Regions from separate parts of the Homo sapiens genome. Here region 2 is linked to region 1. A link is an interaction called in ENCODE POLR2A ChIA-PET data of the cell type or tissue named here. Cell type or tissue: PC-9. All regions are shown on one strand. Each heading gives the region's core, and the rest is flanking DNA. Links, peaks and the distances in the headings are about the cores only.

Region 1 (15,541 bases), core at 3,464-11,463:
AGCAAGACCCTGTCTCTAAAAAAAAAAAAAAGATAGAAAAAAAGAAGCAGAAGAGTTTCTCAGAGTTACAGGGATGTGGTTCCAGCCCAAAATCGTTGGTGGGTGGAATGGGCACTGCCCAATTCTAGGTTGGAGTAAGTGGGAGCCAAGCAGGACTCTACCATGAGGGAGGCTGCCTGAGGGCTGAGTACAACAATGATGGATTTGGACTTCAGTTATCCTCAGTAGGGATCTGGCCCGAGTTTGGTAGTGAGGAAAGTCATGGGGGAATAGAGAGTCTCTTGGTTCAGGGGGCTCACCATGTGAACAGCCATGACATCTTCTAGCACCACGGCCAGGACCCGCCGAGAGGCCTTTTCCAGGGGAGAAGGGGCCCCCGGGAGCTGCAGCCTCGGCCGTTTCGGGCTCCTGGCTCCCCATAATGCTCGAGTCAGAGGCTGGCGGCACAGACGCGGCTGGCCAGGCGGGCTGGAGGGTGAAAGAAGCAGAGGACGGTCGCCCGAACCTGTCGCTGGCTCTGTAGTTTCCCGGCACGGTCGCCAGGATCCCCATCTCCCGGGGTCAAGACAGGCGGGCCGCCCGGGTACGCTCTCACCTGGAGTCCCCGGGCAAGTCCATGGGAGACGCGGCGGCTCCGGGGGGGTCCCTGGGGAATCCCAGGCTGCGGCCTGGGGTAAGGGGGGAGCGGGGGAGCGGGGGGTGAGGGCCGGCCCCTTCCCTGGGGCTCCGCCCTTCATGGTCCGCCCGCGGCTCCCCGTAGCCCAGCGGCCGCAGCCCTGGGGCGCGAAAGGGCGCCCCCGGCCGGTCGCCCGGAGCGGGTGTCCTCCCGCTGCCACCGCCTCGATCAGCGGATCACTCGCGCCCTGCCTGGCACCTGCCGCCAGAACCCAGAATGCAGCGGCCCCAGTTCTCCCGCGGCCCGAGCCTCCCGAGGCCTTTGTCCCTGCAGATTATGCCCCGAGATCCCCCGGGATCCACGGGGATCCCGGTCCTGGGAGGCTATTTCCGCTGGATCCCTCTGCGATCCTCCTCCTCTCCCAGCGAGTGGCCGAGGACTCCAAAGCAATACTCCATACATCGACGACCCTCCATCCCACCAGATCCCCTAGACTGGATCCCTGAGGAAAGAATCCTACAGCGCGGTTCCGCCAATCAGACGCCGGGCGAGGCTTTTCCTTCCCCTGTAAGCTTCAGCGCCGCAAAGCTCCGCTCAGACAGGGGCGGCCCGAGCTGGAGCATCTCCGAACTCAGCGTAGATCCCCAGGGATCCACTGTCAAGCAGATACCCTCTTCACTCCAATCCCGGGAGGTCCCGCCCACAGACGCCCCTTCCCTCCTCGCGTCCCCGCCCAGCGGTCTCCCCCGGCCCGGGACCAGATGGTTCAGAAGTTTCCTTCCCCGCCCCCACTCCCGCCCTCTCTCCAGCCACTCCTTGCCCTCCCCCAAGGGCTGCTCACCGCCGCCTCCCGTGGATCCCGGGTCTTCCGCAGCTCCCACCTCCGGCTCCTTTAAAAACCAAGCTTACCCAACGCTGCCCAACCGCCGATGGCCTTCTTCTCGGAGCCTCTGGACACCGCCCAATCGCCGGTCCCCGTCTTCCGGGGTGGTGAGAAACTAAGTGAAGCCACCTGGCGGCCATCATCCCTAGGGGCAGGAAGCCAAACTGAGTGGCGCCGCCATGATGGTTGAGGGCAGATGTCTTAGTCCTCGTTGAACCGTGGTGGACCGGGTGGCGTCATCTTTTGAGGGCCATATACAATGCCAGGTTTCTTGATATGTTGAGGCAACCGATTGAAGCTAGAGTGCCGCCACGCTTTTTAAGGGCATCTTCCGGTTCTTTCGTTCTTAGGCCAATAAACGTCGACTGAGTGCTAACGATATGTGAAATTCCCAATTTCCTAGAGTGGCCTCGTTTGAGGAAGGTTCCGGCATCTTCCTGGGTTCCTAAACTGGGTTCCCACGGCCCAGGGTCCGAGTTTAGGAGGGGGTGGTGGAGGCCCTGAGTCCGAACACCCGGGATCAAAGACGGGCTGGTGCGGCCTGTGGCTCCGTTGCTGGCGCCTTGTCCTGGAGAGATGGGACCGAGCCGAAGTGGGGAGGAGACTGGGGGCGCTAAGCTTGACTTCCCCTGAGTGTTGCCCACCTACTTCTTCCTGGAGAAGTGGGGGTGCCCACGGTCCGCGCAGAGGTCTATAGGACAGGGGCATCTTTGCAGGAGGCCAAGAATATACCTTGGCTTGCTAGTGGGGCCCGGCTCTCAGGAACCACTGTCTCAAGTGGGGCCCGCAGGATGGGGGAGGTGTAAATAGTCCTGAGGAGTAAGGGATCAGGGTGGGACGCTGCTGCTTGGAGGAGCTGCGTCATGGACCCTTTACTGGAAGCTGGGCTGTTGGTGGGGAGGAAGTGGGCATGTAGTGGCTTCTTGCAGCGCTATGAAGGTGCCCTGACCGCTTAACCAAAGCCCATGTCTGCACTAGTTCTCCTTCCCCAGATTCCCTGGTCCAAACCAGTACTTCTTTTCTTTTTTAATTTTTTTTTTTTAATTTGAGGCAGGATCTCGCTATGTTGCCCAGGCTGATCTTGAACACCTGGGCTCAAGTAGTCCTCCCGCCTCAGCGTCCCAAAGTGCTGGGATTACAGGCGTGAGCGCCCAGCACGAGTCCTTATTTTGTTTTCTTAACAGAACGAGAGACCCTGAAGCCTAGAATCCTGGGTCCGAGATAAGGTGCAGAGGTGCTTCCTGGTTTAGGTGTCATAATTCTCAGGGGATTGAGTGATGAAAGTGATAAAACAGGGCCGGGTGTGGTGGCTCACACCTGTTATCCCAGCACTTTGGGAGGCAGAAGATAGCGGATCACTTGAGGCCAGGAGTTCAAGACCAGCCCGGCCAACATGGCAAGACCCCATCTCTAAAAAAAAAAATACAAAAAAATGAGCCGAGCATGGTGGCGCACGCCTGTAGTCCCAGCTACTCAGGAGGCTGAGGTGGGAGGCTCTCTTGAGCCTGGGAGGTCGCAGCTGCAGTGGGCTATGATCGCGCCACTGCACTCTAGCCTGGGCGACAGAGACCCTGTCTCAAAACAGACAAACAAACAAGGGATGATATGGAAAGCATAATCGAGAAGGGCTTATGTGGGAAATGGAGGCTCCCCAGCTCCGTCCCTAAGGACTCATGCAGGGAGACGTTCTTGCAGGACTACAGCATCTCTGTAACAGGAGGTCCGCTGGGTCCTCTGGAAACCCATTCAGACTTCTGGTGGGAGCAGGCCGCCGTGGTTCTTCCACGTAGAGGTGTTTCTCTCCCTCTGGATCAGGGCTGGCAGTATGGGTGCCTGAGGAGGTACAGTGATGTTTCATCCAGCTGTGAGTGCTTGGAGATTCTTTCAACCTTGCCAAATTAAGACCTAAACCCCACAGGTGCTTTTCAGGCCCCAGGGCAGGAAAAACTTTCAAAAGCAGAGCAGGCCTAACCTGAGTTTTTAGGTATTTTTTGTTTGTTTGTTTTTTGTTTTTGAGACGCTCTGTCGCCCAGGCTGGAGTGCAGTGGCGCCATCTCAGCTCACTACAACCTCCGCCTCCTGGGTTCAAGCGATTCTCGTGCCTCAGCCTCCCAAGTATCTGGGACGACAGGTGCTCACCACCACGGCCGGCTAGTTTTTTGTATTTTTAGTAGAGACGGGGTTTCGCCATGTTGGCCAAGCTGGTCTCGAACTCCTGGCCTCAAGTGATCTGCCCGCCTCGGCCTCCCAAATTGCTGGGATTATAGGCATGAGCCACCACACCTGGCCCTAATCTGAGTTTTGATTCTCTAGGTCTCTTGAAGTCAATGACACCAAGGGTAAAAGATGTAGTCCAAAGAAAAGTCCTGGACCTGAGTATTTGGTAGGAAGAGCCCACCAGTGTGACCCTAACTTGGGGTGCTAGAGTTCATCAAATGGAAGTCTAAGGTAGACTGTGGCAGTCTTGGCCCTTAGCCCAGGCCAGCAAATGTGAGCCCTCATGATCTTGCGGTCTCACCTCTGCTCTTTTTGTGACTTCCCATTTCAACAACTTTACTTTGCCCACTGCCTACACAGGTGGTGGACACACTGTGGGGTGTACCACAGTGTATGCTGATGCATTAGCAAGAGGGCCCCACACAGCCTCCAGTGGGGCTGCTGGTGTGGCCGTGGGTGCACTTCAGTGTGTCATTATTCAGAAACTCAGGGTCCGTTTAGACTCTGGGCGGCCCATCTTTCTTTTTTCTTTTCTTAGACAAGGTCTTGGTCTGTCACCCAGGCTGGAGTGCAGTGGTGTGATCATGGCTCACTGTAGCCTTGACCTCCTGGGCTCAAGTGATCCTCCCACCTCAGCCTCCCAAGTAGCTGGGACTATAGGTGTCCGCCACCACGCCCGGCTAATTTTTTGTATTTTTAGTAGAGATGGGGTTTCACTGTGTTAGCCAGGATGGTCTCGATCTCCTGACCTCGTGATCCGCCCACCTCGGCCTCCCCAAGTGTTGGGATTACAGGCGTGAGCCACCGCGCCTGGCCTGGACCCTTTAAATATATATATATATTTAAATTTTTTTTACCAGCCAGCATCATGCTAAGTTTTGTCAATAGATGGCTGGAGAGACATTGCAGGAAGAAAGAGTTTTGCTTCCCAGTTCAGCAAACCCTCCTGGGAGGCTCCTGCAGCACAAGTGGGTTCCCAGCTCCCTGCTTCTGCAGGGCAGGGTGGCCAGCAGAACCCCAGGGTCAGCAGCTCCCCCAGGTGCCCTCTGGATGGTTTTGCAGTGGAGTTCCTCTGTGGAGACACCTGCCCATGAACAGCTTTCCCTGGCACCCAAGAGGGTGGATTTCCAGCAAGTTCCACCAGACTGACACTCCAGCAACTACTGTACTTCAGCGACTTCTGTACTTCTGTGCCCTCTCCAAAAACTTGTGGATCTCAGGAAGGAAGGAGGTCTGTCTTTCTTTCTTTCTTTCTTTTCTTTCTTTCTTTCTTTCTTTCTTTCTTTCTTTCTTTCTTTCTTTCTTTCTTTCTTTCTTTCTTTCTTTCTCTTTCTTTCTTTCCTTCCTTCCTTCCTTCCTTTCCTTCCTTCCTTCCTTCTTTCTTTTTCCTTCCTTCCTTCCTTCCTTCCTTCCTTCCTTCCTTCCTTCCTTCCTTCCTTCTCTCTCTCTCTCTTTCTTTCTTTCGACAGGGTCTCACTCTGTCACCCAGACTGGAGTGTGGTGGCTCACCACAACCTCCGCCTCCCAGGCTCAAGCGATTCTGCCTTAGCCTCCCAAGTAGCTGGGATTACGGGCACATGCCACCATGCCTGTCTAATTTTTGTATTTTTAGTAGAGATGGGGTTTCACCATGTTGACCAGGCTGGTCTCAAACTCCTGACCTCAAATGATCCACCCGCTATGGCCTCCCAAAGTGCTGGGGTTACAGGCATGAGCCACCGCGCCTGGCCAGAAGGAGCCTTTTTCTTGTATGCTCTGTCTCCGCCTGAGAGGAGCTGTGGCTGCTCCTTGTATTAGGTTGGTGCAAAAATAACTGTGGTTTTTGTCATTAAAAGTAATGGCAAAACCGCAATTACTTTTGCACCAACCTAATATCTGCTCTTCTTGCATTTTTTTTTTTAGAATTCTGTTTACTTCTTATTATCTGTAGTGGGCAGAATTTTGTCTCCCCACCTCCCCCCCACCCCACCAAAGATATTTTCAAATCTTGAACCTTTCACTTCCTCTGAATCTGACCTTATTTTGTTGTTGTTGTTGTTGTTGTTGTTGTTGCTGTTGTTGTTTGACACAGGATCTTGCTCTGTTACCCAGGCTGCAGTGCAGTGGCTGGATCTTGGCTCACTGCAGCCCTGACCCCCTGGGTTCAAGCAGTCCTCCTGCCTCAGCCTCCCGAGTAGCTGGGACCACAGTCACATACCTCCACACCCTGCTAATTTTTATTTTTATTTATTTATTTTTTTGAGATGGAATCTCGCTCTGTCACCAGGCTGGAGTGCAATGGCGCGATCTCGCCTCACTGCAACCTCCACCTGCAGGGTTCAAGTGATTCTCCTGCCTCAGCCTCCCAAGTAGCTGGGACTACAGGTATGTGCCACCGTGCCCAGCTAATTTTTGTATTTTTAGTACAGACAGGGTTTCATCATGTTGGCCAGGATGGTCTCAATCTCTTGACCTCGTGATCCACCTGCCTTGGCCTCCCAAAGTAATTTTTAATTTTTTTTTTTAGTATAGACAAGGTCTCACTATGTGGCCGAGGCTGGTCTTGAACTCCTGAGCTCAAGCAATGCTCCCGCCTTGGCCTCCCAAAGTGCTGGGATTACAGGAATGATCCACCACGCCCAGCCATGACCTTATTAGGAAATAGAGTCTGCAGATGTAATCAAGATCATACTGGATTAGGATGGGCGGTAATATAATGACTGGTGTCCTTGCAAGAAGAGGGAAATTTGGACACAGACACATAGAAAGGAGAATGTTATGTGAAGACAGGCACAGACGTACAGAGGGAGAATGCCATGTAGCAATGGAGGCAGGAATTGGAGTGTGGCATCTGCAAGCCAAGGAATGCCAAAGATTGTCGGCAGCCACCAAAAGCTTGGAAAAGGCAAGGAAGGATTCTTGCGAGGCGGGGTGGCTCACACCTGTCATCCCAGCACTTTGGGAGGCTGAGGTGGGAGGATTGCTTGAAGCAAAGAGTTTGAGACCAGCCTGGGCAACAAAGCGAGACCCCATCTCTCCAAAAAAAGTAAAATAAATTAGCGGGGCATGGTGGTGCATGCCTGTAGTCCCAGCACTTTGGGAGGCAGAGGTGGGAGAATCACTTGAGCTCAGAAGTTTGAGGCTGCAGTGAGCTATGACTTGCATTCCAGTCTGGGAGGTGGGGTGAAGCTGAGCCCTCTTGAATGAATCTGTGGTAATTTGTTATGTCAGTTTTAGAAAAATAATACACAATCTAATCATTTCTCTAATCCTCTGTTATTGTTATATTATTATTATTTTTTTTGAGATGGAGTCTCACTCTGTCACCCAGGCTGGAGTGCAGTAGCATGATCTCAGCTCACTGCAACCTCTGCCGCCTGGGTTCAAGAGATTCTCCTGCCTCAGGCTCCCGAGTAGCTGGGACTACAGGTGCCTGCCACCACCATGCCCAGCTAATTTTTTGTATTTTTAGTAGAGATGTGTTTTCACCGTGTTAGCCAGGATGGTCTCGATCTCCTGAACTCGTGATCTGCCCGCCTCGGCCTCCCAGAGTGCTTGGATTACAGGCATGAGCCACTGCACTTGGCTATTGTTGATTTTTTTAAAATATTAAACCTTTCCTTGTTCAAATTACCATGTGGTTTCTCTGTCTTGATTTGACCCAGACTTAATCATCACCAACAAATGTAGGTACTAGTGTTTCAGCATTAAATAAAATGGAATATCTGAATTTTGAAAGTCCCCACTTGCAATTACTGTGCAGATATTTTAGAGGATGGGCCATTTGCAGGAGAGGTGTAAAGTCTGCATTGCAGACATAATCCTTAAAGTCGTTTTGAATGCTGCTGTCACACCTGAAAAAAAAAAAAAAAAGAAAATGAGCACTGATGGTGCCTCTGAGGACAGATGGCTCAGATGAAGTGGAGGAAGCTGGGCTGGGCAGCTGCCAGCTTGTCTAAAGGTGATTCCTGGCATCCTATACTTTCATGTGGAGGCCAGATCTAGGCAACATTCAGAAAGCGAGTCCAGCCGGGGATGGTGGCCTGCAACTGGAGTCCCAGCTACTCCAGAGGCTGAGGCAGGAGGATCACTTGAGCCCGGTAGGTCAAGGCTGCAATGAGCTGTTTATGGAGCCACTGAACTCCAGCCTGGGCAACAGAGTGAGACCCTGTCTCTAAAAAAAAAAAAAAAAATTTCCAGATAGAGGTGTCTGGAGATCAATACTCATGGCTAGAGTGGCAATGCTGAGGCATTGAGGTCTAAGAGACAGAAAACAGATTCACACCACTGTGACCTTTGCTCTAGAGAAAGAGGAAGGCCTAAACATGGGACAGTCAAGGTTTTTGTGGGGGCAGGAGGGCTCTAAATATGGGCTGAGGTGTCTATTTATTTGTTCAGTACATTTGTTGAACTCCAGCAATGAGCCAGACACAAAAACACTATGGTGGACAAGACAGTGAGCGTCCTTGTCTTCAGAGACAATGAAATAGACCAACACGATGAGATAAATGCTCAACTCAACTTATGTACAGGTTCCCAAAAGGGCACATTGCAGAGCTACAGGAGAATGCTTCCCAGAGAAGGTGATGAACAATGTGACTTTAAGGAAAGGGAGTTGGGAAGGAAGACTGTGCATCAGTCATCACTGCAAGTGCAGAGATCCAGGGGCAGAAATTGAGGAGAATGTAGATAATTTGGTTGTCAGCCCATCAGAGCTAACACATGCCTTTTTTTTCTTGAGACAGAGTCTGGCTTGGTCACCCAGGCTGGGTGCATTGGCGTGATCATAGCTCACTGTAGCCTTGACCTCCCAGGCTCAAGTGATCCTGCCACCTCAGCCTCCCAAGTAGCTAACACTACAGGCACATGCCACCACACCCGGGTAATTAAGAAACAATTTTTGGGCTGGGTGCGGTGGCTTATGCCTGTAATGCCAACACTTTGGGAGGCTGAGGTGGGCAGATCATTTGAGGTCAGGAGTTCAAGACCAGCCTGGCCAACATGGCAAAACCCCGTCTCTAACAAAAATACAAAAAATTAGCCCAGTGTGGTGGCTCGAGCCTGTAATCCTAGCTACTTGGGAGGCTGAGGCAGGAGAATGCTTGAACCCGGGAGGTGGAGGTTGCAGTGAGCTGAGATCATGCCACTGCACTCCAGCCTGCCCGAAAGAGCAAGACTCTGCCTTAAAAAAAAAAAGAAAAAAAAGAAAAATTTTTATAGAGATAAGGGTGGTCTCGCTATGTTGCCCAGGCTAGTCTTGAACTCCTGGGCTCAAGTGATCCTCCTGCCTCAGCCTCCCAAAGCTCTGGGATTACAGGTGTGAGCCACTGGGCCTGGCCACACGTCTTAAAAAAAAAAAAAGTTTTTTTTGTTTGTTTGTTTTGTTTTTTCTTTTTTGAGACAGAGTCTCGCTCTGTCACCAGGCTGGAGTGCAGTGGCACAATCTCGGGTCACTGCAACCTCCGCCTCCTGGATTCAAGCAATTCCCCTGCCTCAGCCTCCGGAGTAGCTGGGACTATAGGCACGTGCCACCATGCCCAGCTAATTTTTTGTATTTTAGTAGAGACGGGGTTTCACCATGTTGGCCAGGCTGGTCTCAATCTCCTGACCTCGTGATCTGCCCACCTCGGCCTCCCAAACTGCTGGGATTACAGGCATGAGCCACTGTGCCCGGCCAAAAAAAAAAAAAAAAGTTTTGAACACTCCTTTTACTCTGATGAAATTAATGAATAGATAAATAAAACATCTATAATACTACTTTTAAAAGTCAATATAGGCTGGACACATTGGCTCATGCCTGTAATCCCAGCACTTTGGAAGGCCAAGGCAAGCAGATCACCTGAAGTTGGGAGTTTGAGACCAGCCTGGCCAACATGGCAAAACTGCGTCTCTACTAAAAATACAAAAAATTAGCTGGGCATGGTGGTGTGCACCTGTAATCCCAGCTACTCAGGAGGCTAAGGTGTGAGAATTGCTTGAACTGGGGAGGCAGAGGTTGCAGTGGGCCAAGATCGTGCTGCTGCAGTCCAGCCTAGACTCTGTCTCAAAAATAAATAAATAAATAAATAAATAAATAAATAAATAAATAAATAAATATTACAGGCTGGGCGCGGTGGCTCACGCCTGTAATCCCAGCACTTTGGGAGGCCGAGATGGGTGGATCACCTGAGGTTGGGAGTTTGAGACCAGCCTGACCAACATGGAGAAACCCCGTCTCTACTAAAAGTACAAAATTAGCTGGATGTTGTGGCACATGCTTGTAATCCCAGCTACTCGGGAGGCTGAGGCAGGAGAATCACTTGAACCCGGAAGGCGGAAGCTGCAGTGAGCCGAGATCGCACCATTGCACTCCAGCCTGAGCAATAAGACCGGAACGCCATCTCAAAAAATAAAAAAATAAATAAATAAAAATAAAATAAAAAATAAATGTTACAACTACACGGTGGGCATGGTGGCTCACAACTGTAACCCCAGCTACTTGGGAGGCTGTGATGGGAGGATTGTTTGAAGCCAGGAGTTCAAGACTCCCATCTCTAACAGAAAATAAAGAAAAATAAATTGAACTAGTGGTTACTCTTGTGGTAGGGTAGTAACTAGGAGGGACATGAGCCTTTAGGATGCTACAGATGTTTTGTTTTGCTTTGTAGAGACAGGGTCTCTGCTGGAGAGAAGTAGAGTAAAGAAAAAAAAAAGGAGGGAGGGTCTTGCTCAGTTGCCCAGGCTTGAGTGCAGTGTTGCGATCATGGCTCACTGCAACCTTGAACTCCTGAGCTCAAGCAATCCTCCCACCTCAGCCTCCTAAGTAGCTGGGACTACAGGTGTGAACCCCCATGCCCAGCTAAATATATATGTATATATTTTTTGTTTTGTTTTGTTTTTGTAGAGAGGGGGTCTCACTCTGTTGTCCAGGCTCCTCTTGAACTCCTGGCCTCACCCATTCCTCCCCAGCCTCAGCTCCCAAAGGGCTGGGACTGTAGTCATGAGCCACCACACCCAGCCAATGTTTTGGTTTCTTGATATGGGTACTGGTTTCTTGATATGGGTGTGTTTACTTTGTGACAATGCATTGAGCCTACACTTAGGGTTTGTGCACTTTTCTGTATTACATTATTCTTTAAAAAATTTTTTAAATACGCTGGGAGCAGTGGCTCACGCCTGTAATCCCAGCATTTTGGGAGGCTGAGGCAGGCAGACTGCTTGAGTTCAGGAGTTTGAGACCAGCCTGGGCAATATGGCATAACCCTGTCTCTAAAAAAAAAAAAAAATTAGCCAGGAATGGTGGTGTGAGCCTGTAGTCCCAGCAACTCCGGAGGCTGAGGTGGGAGGATGGCTTAAGCCCAGGAGGCAGAGGTTGCAGTGAGCTGAGATGCCACGACTGCAATCCAGCCTGGGCAACAGAGCCAGAACCTGTCTCTCTCTCTCTCTCTCTCTCTCTCTCTATATATATATATTTTGGCTGGGCGCAGTGGTTCATGCCTGTAATCCCAGCACTTTGGGAGGCCGAGGCAGGTGGATCACGAGGTCAGGAGTTCAAGACCAGCCTGGCCAATATGGTGAAACACCATCTCTACTAAAAATACAAAAATTAGCTGGGCATAGTGGTGCATGCCTGTAGTCCCAGCTACTCAGGAGGCTGAGGGAGGAGAATCTCTTGAACCTAGAAGCGGAGGTTGCAGTGAGCTGAGATTGCACCACTGCACTCCAGCCTAGGCAACAGAGCAAGACTACATCTCAAAAAAATAAAAATTTAAGTAATGTATATGTCAGTATGTAATGCTTGGGTAGGGCTTTGCTAGGAGATTTGGTGAAGTTGTCATATTGAAGTTGTCATATGCTTGTACCCCCCATTTTTTCCCCACTACCTTTTTCTTCCAATTAAGCTGAGCTTCCCTGAGTCCTGAATAATCCTTTCACCTCCCAATCCCTGCAGATCCCGCCTCAGATGCTGAACCTTGTGCTCTAATTCCGTGGCCTGAAAGCAGTGGCTCTCCTCAGGGGCAGTGCCACCCCTTAGGGGTTGTTTTGTGAATTTTTAGGAGGGGGTGTTTTGGTCGCAGTGAGTGATGGAGGACCTCTGGCATTAATGGGTTAACCCATGGGGATCAGTTGTGTCCTACACAGTGCCAGACAGTCTCACTTAGTGAAAAACTGTCCCTCCTCCACCATCATTTGCAGAATGCCCCATGGCCATCCATGTACATGAGAACAGGTTAATAACTGAGTAGAGAATCTAAATTCATTTTTTATATAAACACGAACATATACGCATGGTTTTAATCCTGACTTTTCATGATTACAGGTGCACACCAGCATGCTCAGCTAATTTTTGTATTTTTAGTAGAGACAGGTTTCATCATGTTGGCCAGGCTGGTCTTGAACTCCTGACCTCAAGTGATCCACCTGCCTCACCTCCCAAAGTGCTGGGATTATAGGCATGACCACCACGTCCAGCCCTAATTTTTATTTTAAGAGACAGGGTCTTGCTCTGTTGCTCAGGCTGGAGTGCAACGGTGCAGGCATGGCTCACTGCAGCCTCTAGCCACTGGGCTCAAGCGATCCTCCCGCCTAAGCCTCCTGAGTAGTTGGGACTACAGGCACGCACTGCCACGCTCAGCTAAGTTTTTATGTTTTAATTTTTTGTAGAGACAGGGTCTTGTTTTGTTACCCAGGTTATCTTGATCTCTTGGACCCCAGCAGTCCTACCACTTCGGCCTCCCAAAGTGCTGGTATTATAGGCATGAGCACCTGACTCTGTTTTCTTGTTTTATTTATTTATTTTTTTTGAGACAGGGTGTCACTCTTTTGCCTAGGCTGGAGTGCAGGGGCACAATCTCACCTCATTGCAACCTCTGCCTCCCAGGCTCAAGGGATCCTCCCACCTCCACCTCCCAAGTAACCGGGACTACAGGCGCACACCACCATGCTAGGACAATTTTTTATTTTTTGAGAAGGAGTCTTGCTCTGTTGCCCAGGCTGGAGTGCAGTGGTGCAATCTTGGCTCACTGCAACCTCTGTTTCCTGGGTTCAACCAATTCTCCTGCCTCAGCCTCCCGAGTAGCTGGGATTACAGGCACCTGCCACCACACCCTGATAATTTTTGCTTTTCTTTTTTTTTGAGATGGAATCTCACTCTGTTGCCCAGGCTGGAGTGCAGTGGCATGATCTTGGCTCATTGCAACCTCTGCCTCCCAGGTTCAAACAATTCTCTGCCTCAGCCTCCCAAGTACTGGGATTACAGGTGGCTGCCACCACACCCAGCTAATTTTTGTATTTTTAGTAGAGACGGGGTTTCACCATATTGGTCAGGCTGGTCTTCAACTCCTGACCTCGTGATCCACCCGCCTCGGCCTCCCAAAGTGCTGGGATTACAGGCATAAGCCACCGCATCCGGCTGCTAGGACAATTTTTTATTTATTTATTTTTGTTGTTGTTGAAACAGAGTCTTGCTCTGTCGCCCAGGCTAGAGTGCAGTGGTGTGATCTCGGCTCACTGCACCCTCTGCCTCCTGGGTTCCAGCAATTCTCCTGCCTCAGCCTCCTAGGTAGCTGGGATTACAGGCGCCTGCCACCACATCTGGCTAATTTTTGTATTATTTTATTTCATTTTATTTTGTAGAGGCGGGGTTTCGCCATGTTGGCCAGGCTGCTCTCAAACTCCTGTCCTCAGGTGATCCTCCCGCCTCAGCCTCCCAAAGTGCTGGGATTACCAGCGTGAGCCACTGCGCCGGTCCGTTGTTGTTGTTGTTGTTGTTGTTGTTGTTGAGACAGAGTTTTGCTCTTGTCATCCAGGCTGGAGTGCAATAGTGCCATCTCAACTCACTGCAACCTCCGCCTCCCAGGTTCAAGTGATTCTCCTGCCTCAGCCTCCCCAGTAGCTGGGATTACAGGTGCCCACCACCATGCCCGGCTAATTTTTGTATTTTTAGTAGAGATGGGGTTTCACCATGTTGGCCAGGCTGGTCTCGAACTCCTGACCTCAGATGATCTGCCTTCCTGGGCCTCTCAAAGTGCTGGGATTACAGGCGTGAGCCACTGTGCCTGGCCTCAGAATGAACATTTTTAAATAAAATAACTGATTTATCCTAATCTACCAGTACATAATGGACTCTCAGGACTGGCAGGGAAAAGCATGGAAAGGAAGGACTCAGATAACACCCATGTTTTGGGACATTAGGTCTAATATTGCTAGTAACAGGAGGGAAGTCTAATTGAGTAGTCAGTGAAAGTTTCTAGGAAAAATAAACTCATAACCCAATAATCATGTGAAAATATTTAGCAGCCATTTAGATGTGTTGGCCTAGAAGGGGGTTACTCAACCTCAGAGCAATTAATATTTTGGACCAGATAATTCCTGTGAAGAGCTGTCCTGTGCATTGTAGGATGTAGTATTAATAGCAGCATCCCTAGCCTCTACCCACTAGATGTCAGTAGCACCTACGTCTCCTCCCTGTCTTTCTGCCCATTTGTGACAAACAAAAATGTCTCCAGACATTGCCAAATGCCCTCTAGGAGCAGTCACCCCCAGTTGGGAATCACTGGCCTACAGTATATTGAAACCAAGGCAAAGAGGGTGGAGGCTTGAACCTTGGGGAAATATATTTTATTTATTTATTATTATTATTATTATTATTATTTTTTGAGATGGAGTCTTGCTCTGTCGCCCAGGCTAGAGTGCAGTGGCACGATCTCGGCTCACTGCAAGCTCCGCCTCCCAGGTTCATGCCATTCTCCTGCCTCAGCCTCCTGAGCAGCTGGGACTACAGGCACCCGCCACCACACCCAGCTAATTTTTTGTATTTTTAATAGAGACGGGGTTTCACCGTGTTAGTCAGGATGGTCTTGATCTCCTGACCTTGTGATCTGCCCGCCTCGGCCTCCCAAAGTGCTGGGATTACAGGCTTGAGCCACCGCGCCCGGCCTTACTATTATGTTTTTTTGCGATGGAGTTTCACTCTTGTTGCCCAGGCTGGAGTGCAATGGTGCGATCTTGGCTCACTGCAAGCTCTACCTCCTGGGTTCAAGTGATTCTCCTGCCTCAGCCTCCTGAGTAGCTGGGATTACAGGCGGATGCCACCACGCCCGGCTAATTTTTTTTTTTTTTTTTTAGAGTTTCGCTGTTGTCCAGGCTGGAGTGCAATGGCACGATCTCAGCTCACTGCAACTTCCGCCTTCCCAGTTTAAGCGATTCTCCTGCCTCAGCCTCCTGAGTAGCTGGGATTACAGGCACCTGCCACCACGCCCAGCTAATTTTTTGTATTTAGTAGAGAAGGGGTTTCACCATTTTGGCTAGGCTGGTCTCCAACTCCTGACCTCAGGTGATCTACCCACCTTAGCCTCCCAAAGCGCTGGATTATGGACATGAGCCAATGCGCCTGGGCAGAAATGTGGTTTTTTTTTTTTTTTTTTTGAGACTGAGTCTCACTCTATCACCCAGGCTGGAGTGCAGTGGTGCGATCTCAGCTTGCTGCAACCTCTGTCTCCTGGGTTCAAGCTATTCTCGTGCCTCAGCCGCCTGAGCAGCTGGAATTACAGGTTCACACAACCACACCCAGCTAATTTTTGTATTTTTAGTACAGATGGGGTTTCATCATGTTGGCCAAGCTGGTCTTGAAGTCCTGACCTCAAGTGATTGGCCCGCCTTGGACTCCCAACGTGCTGGGATTACAGGCATAAGCCACCGCACCTGGCCAGAAATGTACTTTTAAAATGAAGGGTGGCCGGATGCAGTGGCTCACTCCTGTAATCCCAGCACTTTAGGAGGCTGAGGCATGAAGATTGCTTGAAACAGGAGTTCGAGACCAGACTGGACAACACAGTGAGGCCCCGTTTCTGGGCACACTTGTGATT
Region 2 (15,541 bases), core at 2,504-10,503, 250 kb after region 1:
GAACTCCTGGCCTCCTGGCCTCCTGCCTCAACCTCTCAAAATGCTGGGATGACAGGCCTGAGCCACACCTGGCCTGGAAAGGCCTTTGGATCACAGAGGATTCTTTCCAGCTCATAGGTTTGCTGGACATTTCTCACCTCACTTGTAATTATTTGTTCAATGTCTATCTCCCGCATAAAAACAGGTCAGGGACTTTGTCTTGTTTATCTTTCTATCCCAGTATGCAGCACACAATAGGTGCAGCTGTTGAGTGAGTAACTATCCTCAAGAAGCTCTTCATGTGTTAGGTGCTCAGAGACGGGTTGCTCAGAGAAGGGGATTGTAACTAACCCAGACGAGGGTCAGAGTAGGCTTCTTGGAGGAAGTAGTGCTTGAGGTGTTTTGACAGAGGAGATTAACAAGGGGTGGGTAGTGGTGGAGGAGCATTCCAAGTAAAAGAAACGACATTTAAGGAGCCCAGGGCTGAAACTACACAAATGGAAGGGCTTGAGTGCCAATGAAAGTTAGGCTTTGGGGACAGCATGTGGAGATCCACTGGGGTTTCAATGGGGGAGTGACATGGCCAGATGTAATTTTAGAAAGCAGGCCAGGCACGGTGGCTCATGCCTATAAATCCTAGCACTTTGGGAGGCCGAGGCGGGCAGATCACCTAAGGTCAGGAGTTTGAGACCAGCCTGGCCAACATGGTGAAACCCCGTCTCTACTAAAAATAAAAAAATTAGCCAGGCGCGGTGGCGGACGCCTGTAATCCCAGCTACTAGGGAGGCTGAGGCAGGAGAATCGCTTGAACCCGAGCGGAGGCTGCAGTGAGCCGAAGATCCTGCCACTGCACTCCAGCCTGGGCGACAGAGTGAGTGAGACCCTGTCTTGAGAAAAAAAGAAAAAAGAAAAAGAAAGAAATCAAGAAAAGAAAGTGGCCAGGCGCGGTGGCTCACGCCTGTAATCCCAGCACTTTGGAAGGCTGAGGCGGGCGGATCACGAAGTCCGGAGTTCGAGACCAGCCTGACAAACATGGTGAAACTCCGTCTCTACTAAAAATACAAAAATTAGCCGGGCTTGGTAGCGCGCCTGTAATCCCAGCTACTCAGGAGGCTGAGGCAGGAGAATCGCTTGAACCCGGGAGGCGGAGGTTGCAGTGAGCCAAGATCGCGCCACTGCACTCCAGCCTGGGCGACAGAGCGAGACTCCGTCTCAAAAAAAAAGAAAAGAAAGTTCACTGCAGGTCGTCTTGGAGGGCACACTGGTAGGGAAGGGAGCTAGGAAAACCAGCAAGAAGGAACTTCCAGAAGCCCCAAAGGGCTCCGCTCAGGCCATCAAGAGCCCCAGCCCTGAACGCAGGGTTCTAGGGTTTTGAGAGCGCATCAATTTGGAAAGGGCGGGCGGAGCGGGAGGAGCCGCACTGCAGCCAGCCCTGGTCGGTTTCTAGGGAAGCCAGGCCAGTGCTTACGATCTCGCGAGAACCCGTCCAGGGATTCTTTCCGCACGGAGATCGGGGAGAGCCGGGGGCGGGAACTTGCGACCCTGTACTTCGTTGCCTTCATTGTTTAGCGGGGAGAACCGCCCTGGACTTCTTTTTTCTTTAATCCCTGGCCGATCAGGCCAGTGGTTGTGAAAACGCTAGGGATTGCAGACCTGCTTCCCAGGCCCCGCGGGGCGCCGGGAAATCCGGCGGGCTTTTCTGGGGGTGAAGGAGCACCGTTTGCCCTCCCTTTGGGCTGTGCAGCCGAATGACTCATTTCCCGACGCATAAAAAGGGTCTCGGGTGTCGGGTTTCCCAGGTCCCGGTGGGCGGCGCGCCGGCGTCCGGGCTTTCCACGCCGGTTCCAGACCTGTGGGCTGCCTCCCGCCGACAGCCGTCGCCATAGCAACAACGCCCCCCACACGCCCCCTCTTCCTCCTCCTTGCTGCCTTGTCTCTGCAGCGCCGCGCGGTTTTCCTTTTAAGGGTCGCGCTGGATGCTGTGGCGTAGGTGGTGCCTGCGGGCAGCCAGACCTCAGGCCTGGGGCATCGGCTGATGGAGCTGGCGGCCGTTTTTGAACCAGACGTCGGAGCTAGAAAGCCGCTGACTACGCCAAGACAACCTCTTTATTTAATGGGCTCAGAGAGCAAGGGAAGCACACAAAATTTACAGTCTGAGTTTTGCGCGCAGAGACCCCTCTCCACCTTTTTCATGCCTGTGTGTACACACACACTGTCCAAGCCTCAGAAGAGAAGCCGTTTATTGGTAAAAAGACACATGGAAATGTGGCTGCCAGGCCTCAGAGCATCCTGCCCTTTTCCCAAACAGCTGGCCTCTGCTATCCACCAGGACTTGGGCTTGGCATCCAGGCTGGATACCATGAGAGCACCTTCTGTCTCTGGTCTATTCTGCCAGTGTCTCCGTGTCAGGGTGGGTTGGCTCCCTCCAGGGCACAAAGGTCTGGGCTCTGTCCAAGAGTGCCCCTCCATAGGGGTGGGTACCACCATGCCACACAGCAGTATTTGCCCCATCCGGATGATCAAGATACCCCTGCCTCATCCTGTTACCTTAAATTCCAGAAGCCCCATCTCTGCAGCTCAGAAGGTAAACAAACCCTGGTTCAGGCATTGGTCTCCCAGAGCAAGGTTGGGAGGCATCAGTGGTGCAATCAGCTCACTGCAGCCTCAAACTTTTGGGCTCAAGTGATTCTCCCACCTCAGCCTCCCAAACTGCTGGGATTACAGGTGTGTACTACCTGCCCAGCAAGGGGAAAGTGTCAGTTCTTAACAGATGAGGCAGCAGGAATTTAGGGTTGAGTCCTTAGGTGAAAGCCAGTTTATTTATTCAACAAGTATTGAATGCCTACTGTGTGCTAGGCAGTCTTCTAGAAGCCAGGGGTACAGCCCGTCCTGGCAAGGTCCTGACTCAGCCCAGCCAGGACAGTTTCCTGAGCTTCAAGGTTACTGTCTCCAATCCCTATTTCTATCTATTCTTCCTCCCCTTTCTTCCCTTCCTTCTCCCTCCCACCACCTCCCAGGCCCTTTCTTCTCTGCTAAGCGGCAGAGCCCCTCCCTTTGGTCTCCTGGGCCTCCGCCCTCCCTGGACCGCGTCATTCCAGTCCTGTTGCTGCCTCCTGCTTGAGGGGCCTTGCCCTACCATCCCCTATCCCAAAGGGCGTCAGGACCAGGTGCCCACGCTGGTGCTTGATGCGGGCAGAACTGTCACCAAAACCCTTGCCACACTCTGCACACTTGTATGGCTTCTCCCCCGTGTGTGTACGCCTGTGTTTGACCAGATCTGAGCTCCGGGGGAACTCCTTCCCACAGAAGCCACACACGTGGGGCTGGCTGGGTCCAGAAGGCTGGGCCCGAACTCGGGGTCGAGGGGCCATGGGTACTGGGCCAGGTGGGTTATGTGGCCGCAGCAGAGTGGATGGTGGTGGTGGCCGGGCCCGTTCACCACGGTGGGTGCGGAGGTGCTTGACTCGGGCTGAGCTGTCAGCAAAACCCTTGCCGCATTCAGGACAGAGGTAGGGTTTCTCCCCTGTGTGCACACGATGGTGTTTCACCAGGTCAGAGCTTCGGCGGAAGCCCTTGCCACACTCAGGGCACTTGTGGGGCTTGTCGCCCGCCAGTGGTGGGGGTGGCTCCCCAGCCTGTGGGCCCCCAGGCTCTGGCTCCAAGCCAGGCAGGCCAAAAGGCTCACCCGAGTGTGAGGGACTTCGAGGTGTCAGCGGGGGGCTGGTGCCCAGAGGAGGTGGGGGTGGGCTGGGGATCAGAGCGGGTAGGGGATAGCCTGGGAAGCTGAAGTCCTGGGGCTCCATGTGAGTGAGGCGGTGGCGAAGAAGGGTGGAGCTGAGGCTGAAGGTACGGTCGCATTCCGGGCAGGCATGGGGCCTCTCGCCACTGTGGGTGCGGAGGTGTTTGACTCGGGCGGAGCTGTCCGCGAAACCTTTGCCGCACTCTGGGCAGAGGTAGGGCTTCTCACCCGTGTGCACCCGCAGGTGCTTCACCAGGTCGGATCCCCGGGCAAACTCCTTTCCACACACATCACAGCCAAAGGGCTTGGGCCCCAAGTGACTACGCTGGTGACTCAGGAGGCTGCAGCTGAGCACAAACCTCTTGCCGCAATCAGTGCAGATATATGGCTTGTCCTGGGCCTTCGGTCCCTGGGTAGCTGCCGTGGCTGCCCGAGATGGCTGCCGTCGGGGCACCACTGGTCGGGGGGGCTGCTCCCCCCGGTGTGTCCGCTGGTGCTTGATGCGGGCGGAACTGTCGCCAAAGCCCTTGCCACATATGCCACACTTGTAGGGCTTCTCACCAGTGTGTGTCCGCTGGTGTTTCACCAGGTCAGAACTCTGCCGGAAGCTCTTGCCACATTCACCACAGATAGTGGGGCGCTCACCAGCAGGGATCCGGGACCGAGGAATCTTTGGGGGACCCTGGGCTGGTGGCCGGGCTCTATAGGGCTTCTCCCCACTATGAGTCCGCTGGTGTTTGATCCGGGCAGAGCTATCCCCAAAGCCCTTGCCACAGACCCCACACTTGTAGGGTTTCTCCCCTGTGTGGGTCCGCTGGTGTTTCACCAGATCTGACATCTGCCTGAAGCTTTTGCCACACTCACCACACACAGCGGCCCGATCACTACTAGCCTGGCCCCAGCGTGGTTCACCCAGGAGCCGGGGGCCTCTGTCCCGAGGCTGAGGCTTTCCTAGACCCTCTCTCTGGACCCATAAGTCATCCCAGTTCTGGATGCCTTCAGGTTTGAGAGAGGCATTTCCTACTTCATGATCTGGAGCCAAATCTTCTTCCTTGAACCCCAAGTCATCTTCCTGTGGGGTATGTTCAAACTCATTCGGCTGAGAAATCACGTTCTCACTCCCTAGACCTGAGGAAAGAAAAGGAAGTTGTAGACCCTCCCCTTTGGCTCGGTACTTATCTTTGACAGCAACCTCTCCAGGAAGACTCCCTTGACAATCTGTGGTCACAGGAACCCCAATCTCTCTGTCCTCTCAACCTCTGGTGCACTTACTATCTGTGCCTCTCAATAAAAACTTCTTTTTACTGTGCCCTTAATGTATGTCATTCACCAAACTCAGCATTAGTATTAAACGCTTGCAAACAATACTATAACACTATGACTATCCCCATATTACAGGCATGGAAAGACTCAGAGAATTTAAGTCCTTTTGCTGGAGGTTATAAAGGTTAGAAAGTAGCAAAGCCAGGCCAGCAGGGTGGCTCACACCTGTAATCCTAGCACTTTGGGAGGCCGAGGTGGGTGGATCACTTAAGCCCAGGAGTTAGAAACCAGCCTGGGCAACATGGTGAGACCCTAACTCTACAAAAAAAAATACAAAAATTAGCTGGGCATGGTGGTGCACACCTGTAGTCCCAGCTACTGGGAGGCTGAGGTAGGAGGATCACTTGAGCCCAGGAGGTGGAGGCTGCAGTGAGCTGTGATTGTGCCACTCTAGCCTGGGTGACACAGTGAGACCCTGTCGCCAAAAAAAAAAAAAAAAAAAAAAAGTAGCAAAGCGTGATGTCTAACTAAGGTCTCTCTGACACTCAAGCCCGTGTTAATCCCTACATTATATTGTCTATTTGGAAAACTTGGTATTTGCTATTATTATTGTATCTTATTATATTAGCCCATTCGGTAATTTATTACATCAGTTATCCTGTGTGTACCTGAGAGGACCCAGGCACACATCCCTTCCTCAAGAAGCTTAGGGTGGTAGGAGAGATAAGATTAAAGTATCAATGGTTATAATTGTGGGTGCAGAATAACTAGAATAACTATGTTGTCACAAGAGAGATAGGAGATAAGGAAATAGGAACCGGCATTACGGCAGAGCGAAGAGAAAATAATGGAGTGGAATGGAAGATAAGGTGTCAAAGGATGTTGGGACTAACCTGAGCACGCACGGTTTGGATTGGACACTAGCTAAGGCTTTTAATTAGGAGACTGGGGGACGCTAGGGAAGGTTTTCCAGAAGAGACACAGGATTATATCTGGACTTAGATCAAGCTGGCGAGAGAATGCATCAGTGGAGAGAAAGGGGCAGAGAGGAGGCTACTGCAATTGCCAGGATAAAACAGAATGAAGCCTGAAGTAGGGCAGAGGCAGTAAGGATGAGGAAGGCCGTGAGGGAGGGGACAGAGGCCGTGAAGAGCCCCTCCCGGCCTGGCGCACAGTTGGTGCTCCGAAAGCTCCCCTCCCCCTATCTCCCCAGAGGCACAGCTCACGTCCGATCTTCCAGGATCTCGGCCGGCCACAGCCAAGCATCGCAGTCCCCACCGGCCGTTACCTGTCCGTGGCGGCGCACGGCCGAGGCCCTCACCTGTGCGGGCGCCTCTCTGTGGCTCCCTCTCCTCCGGGCGGTGGAGATCTGGGCCCCAAGGCTCTACCGCGCGCTCCATCGCCGGCACGCCGCCCTGAGCAAGGGGACAGACAGCATCCCGCGGTCACGCAGCCATGTGTGGCCCGCGGCGCCCTGCCGCTGCCCTCTGCCGGCCAGCGCGGGCACCGGGCGGCGTCGGGTCCCAGGTACGGGCGCGGCTCCCGGTGCCCCCTGCCCGCGCCGCCGGCCGCCCCTGCACCTGCTGCTCCTCCCAGCGCGCAGCCGCCGCTCTCACCTTGCCGGCCGCCTCCGGCTCCGCCACCCCGGCGCCCTCCGGAGCTCCTCAGCGGGGTGCAGGCGCCCGAGCCGCCAGCGGCTCCGGGATGCAGGCTCCGCGCCAAGCCGGGAGCGGGCTCGGACCCAGGCGTCCCGGGGGCGGCCACCGGGGGCGGGGACGGGAAGCGGAAGCGCGGGGCCGCACGGAGCCGCTCTAGGACCTTGGAGGAGCTGCGGGCCTGTGGGGGTCGCCCGCGTCGGCGGTAGCTCTGTGGCCGGCGGGCGGCAGCGTGCGGCCCAGGGGCTACTCTAAGCCGAGGCCGGCGGCCCGAACTCGGTGGTATTAACCGTGTGCCTCCTGGGCTGCAGCTGGGTGGTGAGGCCCGAGGCTCTTCGTAATTGTGGCTGTGTGTCTCCAGCCACCCGCGCCGACCTCCCCGGCCGGCCGACAGCGCCAGCCACTCCGACCTGGGAGAGACAAAGAAAGAGGGATCCAAAGACGGACCCGGGGAAAGGGGTGGGGGAGAGACCAAGGCAGACAAAGGGCGGCGGAGACCCCAGACGGGGCGGGGCGGGGCGCCGAGACGTGGGAAACAAAGCGGGGCTGGTCCGAGAGGCCGAGGGCCCGGGGTGGGGGTGGGTATGGAATGGGGGCTGGGCTGGGGAGACCGAGGCAGGAGCAGAGGCTAGAGGCAGACACCGGGTAAATGCTGCTGGAGAGATGGAATCAGACCTGGGGCCCGGAACAGAGACCCTGAGCCAGAGACTCACATCAGAGCCCTGAGTCACAGAGGACGCAAAGGCAGAGAGAGACCGAGGGACAGCGGCTGACCAAAAATAAGGGGAGCCAAAGATTAGCCGCTAGAGACAGAGACGTAGAAACGGATAAGAGATAAAGTCATTGACGCAGAGTCCGAGGAGCAGTAAGAGGCTGGGAGCCTGGAGAGTAACAGGCCCAGAAGCAGAGGAACAAAAGACGATAGTGAGCGAAACGGGCAGAGACAAAGAGAAAGAGACACAAAGAAAGAGGCGGCCAGAAAGACTCCGGACAGGTCGGCAGCCCTATAGAGGCCAGGCTCAGGGAGAGGCTGAAGAACAAGCCCTGTTTCCCATCCTGGTGGGCCCCTGGCTGGAGCTGTGTTTCCAGGTTCCCAGGCCCTAGGAGCAAGATCCCAGTATCCGCTCTCTGGGCGGGCTTGGTTTTGGGGTGGAGAGAGTGTCTGGAGGTGTCTTCAGCCCCTCTGCCAATGATGGTGGGGGTAACTGTGGTTTATGCATTAATTCACATTTATTAGCATCTTAGTGCTAAGCCAAGAGTTGGGGATAAAAAGTTGAAACACCTGCAAGATTTGTCCTTGGAGAGCTACCAGTCTAAAGGAGCAAGTACACAAATCACTGAAATTAGAGAATTTAGCTGGGCCTGGTGGCCTGCCCCTGTAATCCCAGCTGAGAGGATTCCCTGAACCTGGGCATTCAAGGATGCAGTGAGCCATGATCGTGGATCGTGCCACTGTACTCCATGCTGGGCAACAGAGCGAGACCCTGTCTCTTTAAAAAAAAAAAAAAAGAGAGAGAGAATGGGCTGGGCCCAGTGGCTCATGCCTGTAATCCCAGCACTTTGGGAGGCCAAGGTGGGAGGATCACTTGAGGCCACTAGTTCGAAACCAGCCTAGGCAAAAAAGTGGACCTTGTCTCTACAAAAAAAAAACAAAAATTTAGCAGCGCATGGTAGCACATATCTGTGGTCCTGGCTACACTGGAGACTGAGGCAGGAGGATCACCTGAGCCCAGGAGGTTGAGGCTGCAGTAAACCATATTTGTGACACTGCCCTTCAGCCTGGGTAATAGAGCGAGACCCCATCTAAAAAAAAAAGAGAAAGAAAGAGAGACTGTTAAGGTAGTTATATGGACCCGGCCAGGTGCAGTGGCTCACACCTGTAATCCCAACACTTTGGGAGGCCGAGGCAGGTGAATTACATGAGGTCAGGAGTTTGAGACCAATCTGGCCAACATGGTGAAACCCTGTCTCTACTAAAAATACAAAACTTAGCAGGGCGTGGTGGCACGGGCCTGTAATCCCAGCTACTCAGGAGGCTGAGGCAGGAGTATCACTTGAACCTGAGAGGCGGAGGTTGGAAAGAGCCGAGATCACGCCACTGCATTCCAGCCTGGGTGACAGAGTCAGACTGCGTCTCAAAAAAATAAATAAATAAAATTTAAAAGGCCGGGTGTGGTGCCTCACACCTGTAATCCCAGCCCTTTGGGAGCCAGAGGCAGGAGCTCACTTGAGGTCAGGAGTTCCAGACCAGCCTGGCCAACATGGTGAAACCCCATCTCTACTAAAAATAAAAAAATTAGCAGGGCGTGGTGGCAGGCGCCTGTAATCCCAGCTACTTGGGAGGCTGAGGCAGGAGAATCACTTGAACCCCAGAGGCGGAGGTTGCAGTGAGCTGAGATCGCGCCATTGCACTCCAGCCTGGGGGACAAGAGCGAGACTTCATCTCAAGAAAAAAAAAAAAGAGTTATATGGACCAATTCACGATAGTGTGGGAGAACAGGAAGGGTTCTAGTTTGTAGTAATGAATCTCTGTGTGCCTGGCATGCATGGATGTTAGCACTGACAGAAACAGGGACCAGAAATCAACACATACCTATTGATCACTAGCTAATACCTAAACACTGTCCTAGGCCCTGGAAATAAAGAAACTCTTCAGGGAGCTCTTGGCCCAATAGGATATGGAGTTGTCAGATGGTGTGACAGGTTCTATATTGACTGTATGGACAAAATTTTATAGGAGTGTAGCGCACAGAGATACCTTCTGTAGTGTTCAGTGGGTGCAGATACTGTCTTTAAAGCCATTTATGCAGAGTGTGGTTCTTGGCCTTTGTCACTTAATTGCTACTTGACTTTAGGGAAGTTACTTAAGCTTCTGTTTCCCAAACTGTAAAATAGGGATGATAACAGCTAACTTTGATGGTTGAGGATGAATATGTGTAAAGCACTTAGCAAAAGTATCAGCTATTACTCTAATTGGTTTGATTTCGGCAAAGTCCAGACTCTGCCTGGAGTGGGGGCTGAATGAACAACTCCAGGCAGTGGGGGCTGAATAAACAGTGGGCCACATACTAATTGAAAACCTAATATGGGCCAGGCATGGTGGCTCACGCCTGTAATCCCAACACCTCGGGAGGCTGAGGTGGGCAGGTCTCTTGAGTCCAGCAGTTTGAGACCAGCCTGGCCAACATGGTGAAAACCCATCTCTAAAAAGATACAGGGCCGGGGGCGGTGGCTCACTCCTGTAATCCCAGCACTTTGGGATGCCGATGTGGGTGGATCACGAGGTCAGAAGATTGAGACCATCCTGGCTAACACAGTGAAACCCCGTCTCTACTAAAAATACAAAAAAATTAGATGGGCGTGGTGGCAGGCGCCTGTAGTCCCAGATACTCAGGAGGCTGAAGCAGGAGAATGGCGTGAACCTGGGAGGCGGAGCTTCCAGTTAGCCGAGATCGCGCCACTGCGCTCCAGCCTGGGCGACAGAGCGATACGCCGCCTCAGGAAAAAATAAAATAAATAAAAAGATACAAAAAAGTTAGCTGGGAGTGGTGGTGCACACCTGTAGTCCCAGCTACTTGGGAGGCTGAGGTGAGAGGATCTCTTGGGCGCGGGAGGTGAAAGTTGCAGGGAGCTGAGATCATGCCACTGCACTCCAGCCTGGGTGACAGAGCAAGACCCTATCCCACCCCCACCCCCCCGCCAAAAAAAAAGGAGAAAGAAAAGGAAAGAGAAAGAAAACCTTAGGCTGGAATCAGTGGCTCACGCCTATAATCCCCACACTTTGGGAGGCTGAGGCAGGTGAATCACCTGAGGTCAGGAGTTCGAGACCAGTTTGGCCAACATGGTGAAACCCCATCTCTACTAAAAAATACAAAAATTAGCCAGATGTGGTGGTACGCGCCTGTAATCCCAGCTACTCGGGAGGCGGAGGCAGGAGAATCGCTTGAACTCGCGAGCCGGAGGTTGCAGTGAGCTGAGATCACACCACTGCATTCCGTTCTGGGCAACAGAACAAAACTCTGTTTAAAAAAAAAAAAAGAAAAGAAAAAGACTGCCAGGAGCAGTGGCTCACGCCTGTAATCCCAGCACTTTGGTAGGCTGAGGCGGGCGGATCATGAGGTCAGGGGTTGGAGACCAGCCTGACCAACATGGTGAAAACCTGTCTCTACTAAAAATAAAAAAATTAGCTGGAGGTGGTGGTGCTCACCTGTAATCCCAGCTACTCAGGAGGCTGAGGCAGGAGAATCATTTGAACCCGGGAGGCAGAGGTTTCAGTGAGCAGAGATCACTGCACTCCAGCCTGGGCGACAGAGTGAGACTCCGTCTCAAAAAATAAAAATAAAAGAAAACCTAATGTGTGCTAGAAGCTTGAGATCCAAAGATGACTATGGATTACGACCTATCTTCAGAGAGGAAAATAGAGAATAGTTCCGTTTTAATGTGCCGTGAGTTTACATATTAGGAAAGCAGTGAAAGATGAAGATAGAATGTAAGTTTATTCGGCCGGGCGCAGTGGCTCACGCCTCTAATCCCAGCACTTTGGGAGGTCAAGGTGGGCAGATCACGAGGTCAGGAGATCGAGACCATCCTGGCTAACACATTGAAACCCTGTCTCTGGCCAGGCGCGGTGGCTCACGCCTGTAATCCCAGCACTTTGGGAGGCTGAGGTGGGCAGATCACGAGGTCAGGAGATCGAGAGCATCCTGGCTAACACGGTGAAACCCCGTCTCTACTAAAAATATAAAAAAAAAATTAGCCAGGCGTGATGGCGGGCGCCTGTAGTCCCAGCTACTCAGGAGGCTGAGGCAGGATAATGGCATGAACCCAGGAGGCGGAGCTTGCAGTGAGCCGAGATCACACCACTGCACTCCAGCCTGGGCGACAGAGAAAACTCCATCTCAAAAAAAAAAAAAAAAAAAAAAAAAAAAAAAAAAAAAACCCGTCTCTACTAAAAATACAAAAAATTAGCTGGGCGTGGTGGCAGGTGCCTGTAGCCCCAGCTACTCGGGAGGCTGAGGCAGGAGAATCACGTGAACCCGGGAGGGGATGTTGCAGTGAGCCCAGATCGCACCACTGCACTCCATCCTGGGCGACAGAGCGAGACTCCGACTCAAAAAAAATAAATAAATAAAAATAAAAAAGAATGTAAGTTTATTCATTTGTTCCACAAACATTTCCTGGGTATCCATCAGGTACTGGGCATTTGTGCTGGGAAATAGAAGAGGGTATAAATGGTCAGCATGCCTGCCATATTCATTTGCAGAGCTGCCTAACTCTGACTTTGAGAGGACAAATCCTATAGTTATTAGATCTGAACTTGAATTAATGTCTAAAGATATAGAAGTCCCTCAAGGGATGCAAGGGGTGGGGAAGAGGTAACTGTGAAGACATGATGGCAAGATGAAGAAGAACTAATACGGGCTGGGCATAGTGGCTTACACCTGGAATCCTAGTGCTTTGGGAGGCCAAGGCAGGAGAATCATTTGAGGTCAGGAGTTTGGGACCAGCCTGGCCAACATAGTGACCCCATCTCTAAAAAGAAAAAAGAATTAGCCAGGGATGGTGTTGCAAAGCTATAGTCCCAGCTACTTGGGAGGCAGAAGTGAGCCCAGGTGTTCAAGACTGCAATAACCTATGATCGCACTACTACATTCCAGCCTGGGCAACAGAACAAGACCCTGTTTCTAAAAAAAAAAAAAAAAAAAAAAAAAAAAAAAAAAAAACTAATCCAAATGACTAAATAATTACTAAATGGGAAGAGAGCTGTCCACCACACACTGCCCTATATGAAACTCAAGGTACTGCCTTCCTTTGTCAAAGCAAACAAGCCCCAAATATCATATGAATGATTCGCCATAATTAGTTGGAATTAATAAGCATGGAAATGGACTATGGTGTCACTGTTAATTCATATAAACTCTACATTTAACACAATGACCAAGCAAGAGCCTTTTTTTTTTTTTTTTTGAGACAGAGTCTCACTCTGTTGCCCAGGCTGGAGTGCAGTGGCACGATCTCGGCTCACCACAACCTCTGCCTCCCAGGTTCAAGCAATTCTTCTGCCTCAGCCTCCCAAGTAGCTGGGATTACAGGCGCGCACCACCATGCCCAGCTAATTTTTGTATTATTATTATTTTTTTTTTTTTTTTGAGATGGAGTCTCGCTCTGTTGCCTAGGCTGGAGTGCAGTAGCACAATCTCGGCTCACTGCAAGCTACACCTCCCGGGTTCACGCCATTCTCCTGCCTCAGCCTCCCGAGTAGCTGGGACTACAGGGCCCACTACCACGCCCAGCTAATTTTTTGTATTCTTAGTAGAGAGGGGTTTCACCGTGTCAGCCAGGATGATCTCGATCTCCTGACCTCGTGATCCGCCCGCCTCAGCCTCCCAAAGTGCTGGAATTACAGGCATGAGCCACTGTGCCCAGCCAATTTTTGTATTTTTAGTAGAGACAGAGTTTCACTTTGTTGGCCAGGCTAGTCTCGAACTCCTGATCTCATGATCCGCCTGCCTCAGCTTCCCAAAGTGCTGGGATTACAGGCGTGAGCCACCACACCCGGCCACAAGAGCCTTTTTTGCAGGGTTGTTTTCTTTTTGTTGTTGTTTTTGTTTTTATTTTTATTTATTTTTATTTTTAATTTTCTTTTGAGATAGAGTCTTACTCCGTCGCCCAGGCTGGAGTGCAGTGGCGCAGTCTCGGCTCACTGCAACCTCTGCATCCTGAGTTCAAGCAATTCTCCTGCCTCAGCCTCCTGAGTAGCTGAGATTACTGGTGTGCGGCACCACGCCCGGCTAATTTTTGTATTTTTTTTTTAGTAGAGATGGGGTGTCGCCATGTTGGCCAGGCTGGTCTTGAACTCCTGACCTTAGGTGATCCACCCACGTTGATCTCCCAAAGTGCTGGGATTACAGGCGTGAGCCACCGCGCCTGGACTGTGGTTGTTTTTTTTGAGACAAGGTCTCGCCCTATTGCCACTGCACCTGGCCTGGCATTAATATGTACAAATGCTTAAAATATATAACTTCCTGGGCCGGGTGCAGTGGCTGTAATCCCAGGACTTTGGGAGACCAAGAAGGGAGGATTGTGTGAGTTCAGGAGTTCAAGACCAGCCAGGGCAACATAGCAAGATCTTGTCTTTACTAAAAATCAAAAAGCTTAACTGGGTATGGTGGTGAACACCTGTAGTCCCAGCTAAAACAAACACAAAAACTAAAACAAAAACAGATAATGTACATGTGCATGTATCATAGAAAGATGTAGAGAACAGGCCTGGCGTGGTGGCTCACACCTGTAATCCTAGCACTTTGGGAGGCTGAGGTGGGTGGATCACCTGAGATTGGGAATTCGAGACCAGCCTGACCAACACTGAGAAACCCCATCTCTACTAAAAATACAAAAAAAATTAGCCAAGCGTGGTGGTGCATGCCTGTAATCAATCCCAGCTACTTGGGAGGCTGAGGTAGGAGAATCGCTTGAACTCAGGAGGCGGAGGTTGTGGTGAGCCGAGATCGCGCCATTGCACTCTAGCCTGGGCAACAAGAGAAAAACTCCCTCTCCAAAAAAGAAAAAAAAAAAGATGTAGAGAACACATGAAGCAACAAAAGCATGTTTCCAAAGTTATAATGTGACCCTATTTTTATAAATATAAACAGTGTGTATACATATATATAGGCGTACGAGAAGGATAAATACTAAAATTGGGTTATAGAAAGATAGTGATTGGGAGGCCAAGGTGGGCAGAGCACCTGAGGTCAGAAGTTCAAGATCAGCCTGGACAACATGGTGAAACCCTGTCTCTACTAAAAATACAAAAATTAGTCAGGTATGATGGCAGGCATCTGTAATCACAGCTAGTCGGGAGGCTGAGGCAGGAGAATCACTTGAACCCAGGAGGCAGAGGTTGCAGTGAGCCGAGATCGCGCCATTGTACTCCAGCCTGGGTGACGAGGAAAACTCTGTCTTTTTTTGGTTTTGTTTTGTTTTGGAGAGGAAGTCTCACTCTTGTCCCCCAGGCTGGAGTGCGATGGTGCGATCTCCACTCACTGCAACCTCTGCCTCCCGGGTTCAAGTGATTCTCCTGCCTCAGCCTCCCGAATATCTGGGATTACAGGCATGCGCCACCATGCCTGGCTAATTTTTGTATTTTTAGTAGAGACAGGATTTCAACATGTTGGCCAGGCTGGCCTTGAACTCCCGACATCAGGTGAACCGCCCACCTAGGCCTCCCAAAGTGCTGGGATTACAGGAGTGAGCCATGGCGCCCCGCCGAAACACTGTCTTTAAAAAAAAAAAAAAAAGGCCGGGCGCGGTGGCTCACGCCTGTAATCCCAGCACTTTGGGAGGCCAAGGCGGGCGGATCACAAGGTCAGGAGATCGAGACCATCCTGGCTAACACGGTGAAACCCTGTCTCTACTAAAAATACAAAAAAATTAGCCAGGCATGGTGGTGGGCACCTGTAGTCCCAGCTATTCGGGAGGCTGAGGCAGGAGAATGGCGTGAACCCTGGAGGCAGAGCTTGCAGTGAGCCAAGATCGTGCCACTGCACTCCGGCCTGAGTGACAGAGCAAGACTCTGTCTCAAAAAAAAAAAAAAAAAAAAAGGCCAGGTGCAGTGGCTCATACCTGTAATCCCAGCACTTTGGGATGCCGGAAGTTCAAGACCAGCCTGACCAACATGGTGAAACCCCATCTCTACTAAAAATACAAAATTACCTGGGCGTGGTGGCACATGCCTGTAATCCTAGCTACTCGGGAGGCTGAGGCAGGAAAATCACTTGAACCCGGGAGGCAGAGGTTGCAGTGAGCCGAGATCACACCATTGCACTCCAGCTTGGACAACAAGAGCGAAACTACAAGGGCGAAACTCCATCTCAAGAAAAAAAAAATGGTGATATCACATTAAAAA

What was found. Peaks named below come from ENCODE experiments on the same cell type or tissue, not always from the same donor. Only the 100,000 strongest peaks of a DNase experiment are listed, where the experiment ranks them.
Region 2: POLR2A ChIA-PET joins it to region 1 with 10 read pairs; 17 of 35 experiments call an interaction of 5 or more read pairs at or near these places.

The regions. Positions count from the first base shown.
Region 1 is chr16:30,636,723-30,652,263 of GRCh38, reverse strand. PRR14 (proline rich 14) reads right to left here and starts at 1,304. Exons shown (of 12, transcript NM_024031.5): 1 at 1,137-1,304; 2 at 596-668; 3 at 300-468. The coding sequence starts at 618. RefSeq lists silencers at 656-945, 1,216-1,415 and enhancers at 1,436-1,845, 1,549-2,064, 2,065-2,582. In PC-9, for the core only: no CTCF peak of the experiment used is centred there; no DNase peak of the experiment used is centred there.
Region 2 is chr16:30,386,635-30,402,175 of GRCh38, reverse strand. It overlaps ZNF48 (zinc finger protein 48), which reads right to left and starts at 6,756. Exons shown (of 3, transcript NM_001214909.2): 1 at 6,598-6,756; 2 at 6,303-6,396; 3 at 2,068-4,846. The coding sequence starts at 6,381. The coding sequence ends at 3,069. RefSeq lists enhancers at 2,860-3,403, 5,738-6,334, 8,336-8,836 and silencers at 6,305-6,564, 6,655-6,844. In PC-9, for the core only: a CTCF peak has its summit at 6,337; DNase peaks (open chromatin) are centred at 6,355 and 6,865; H3K4me3 peaks cover 3,498 bases; H3K27ac peaks cover 1,860 bases.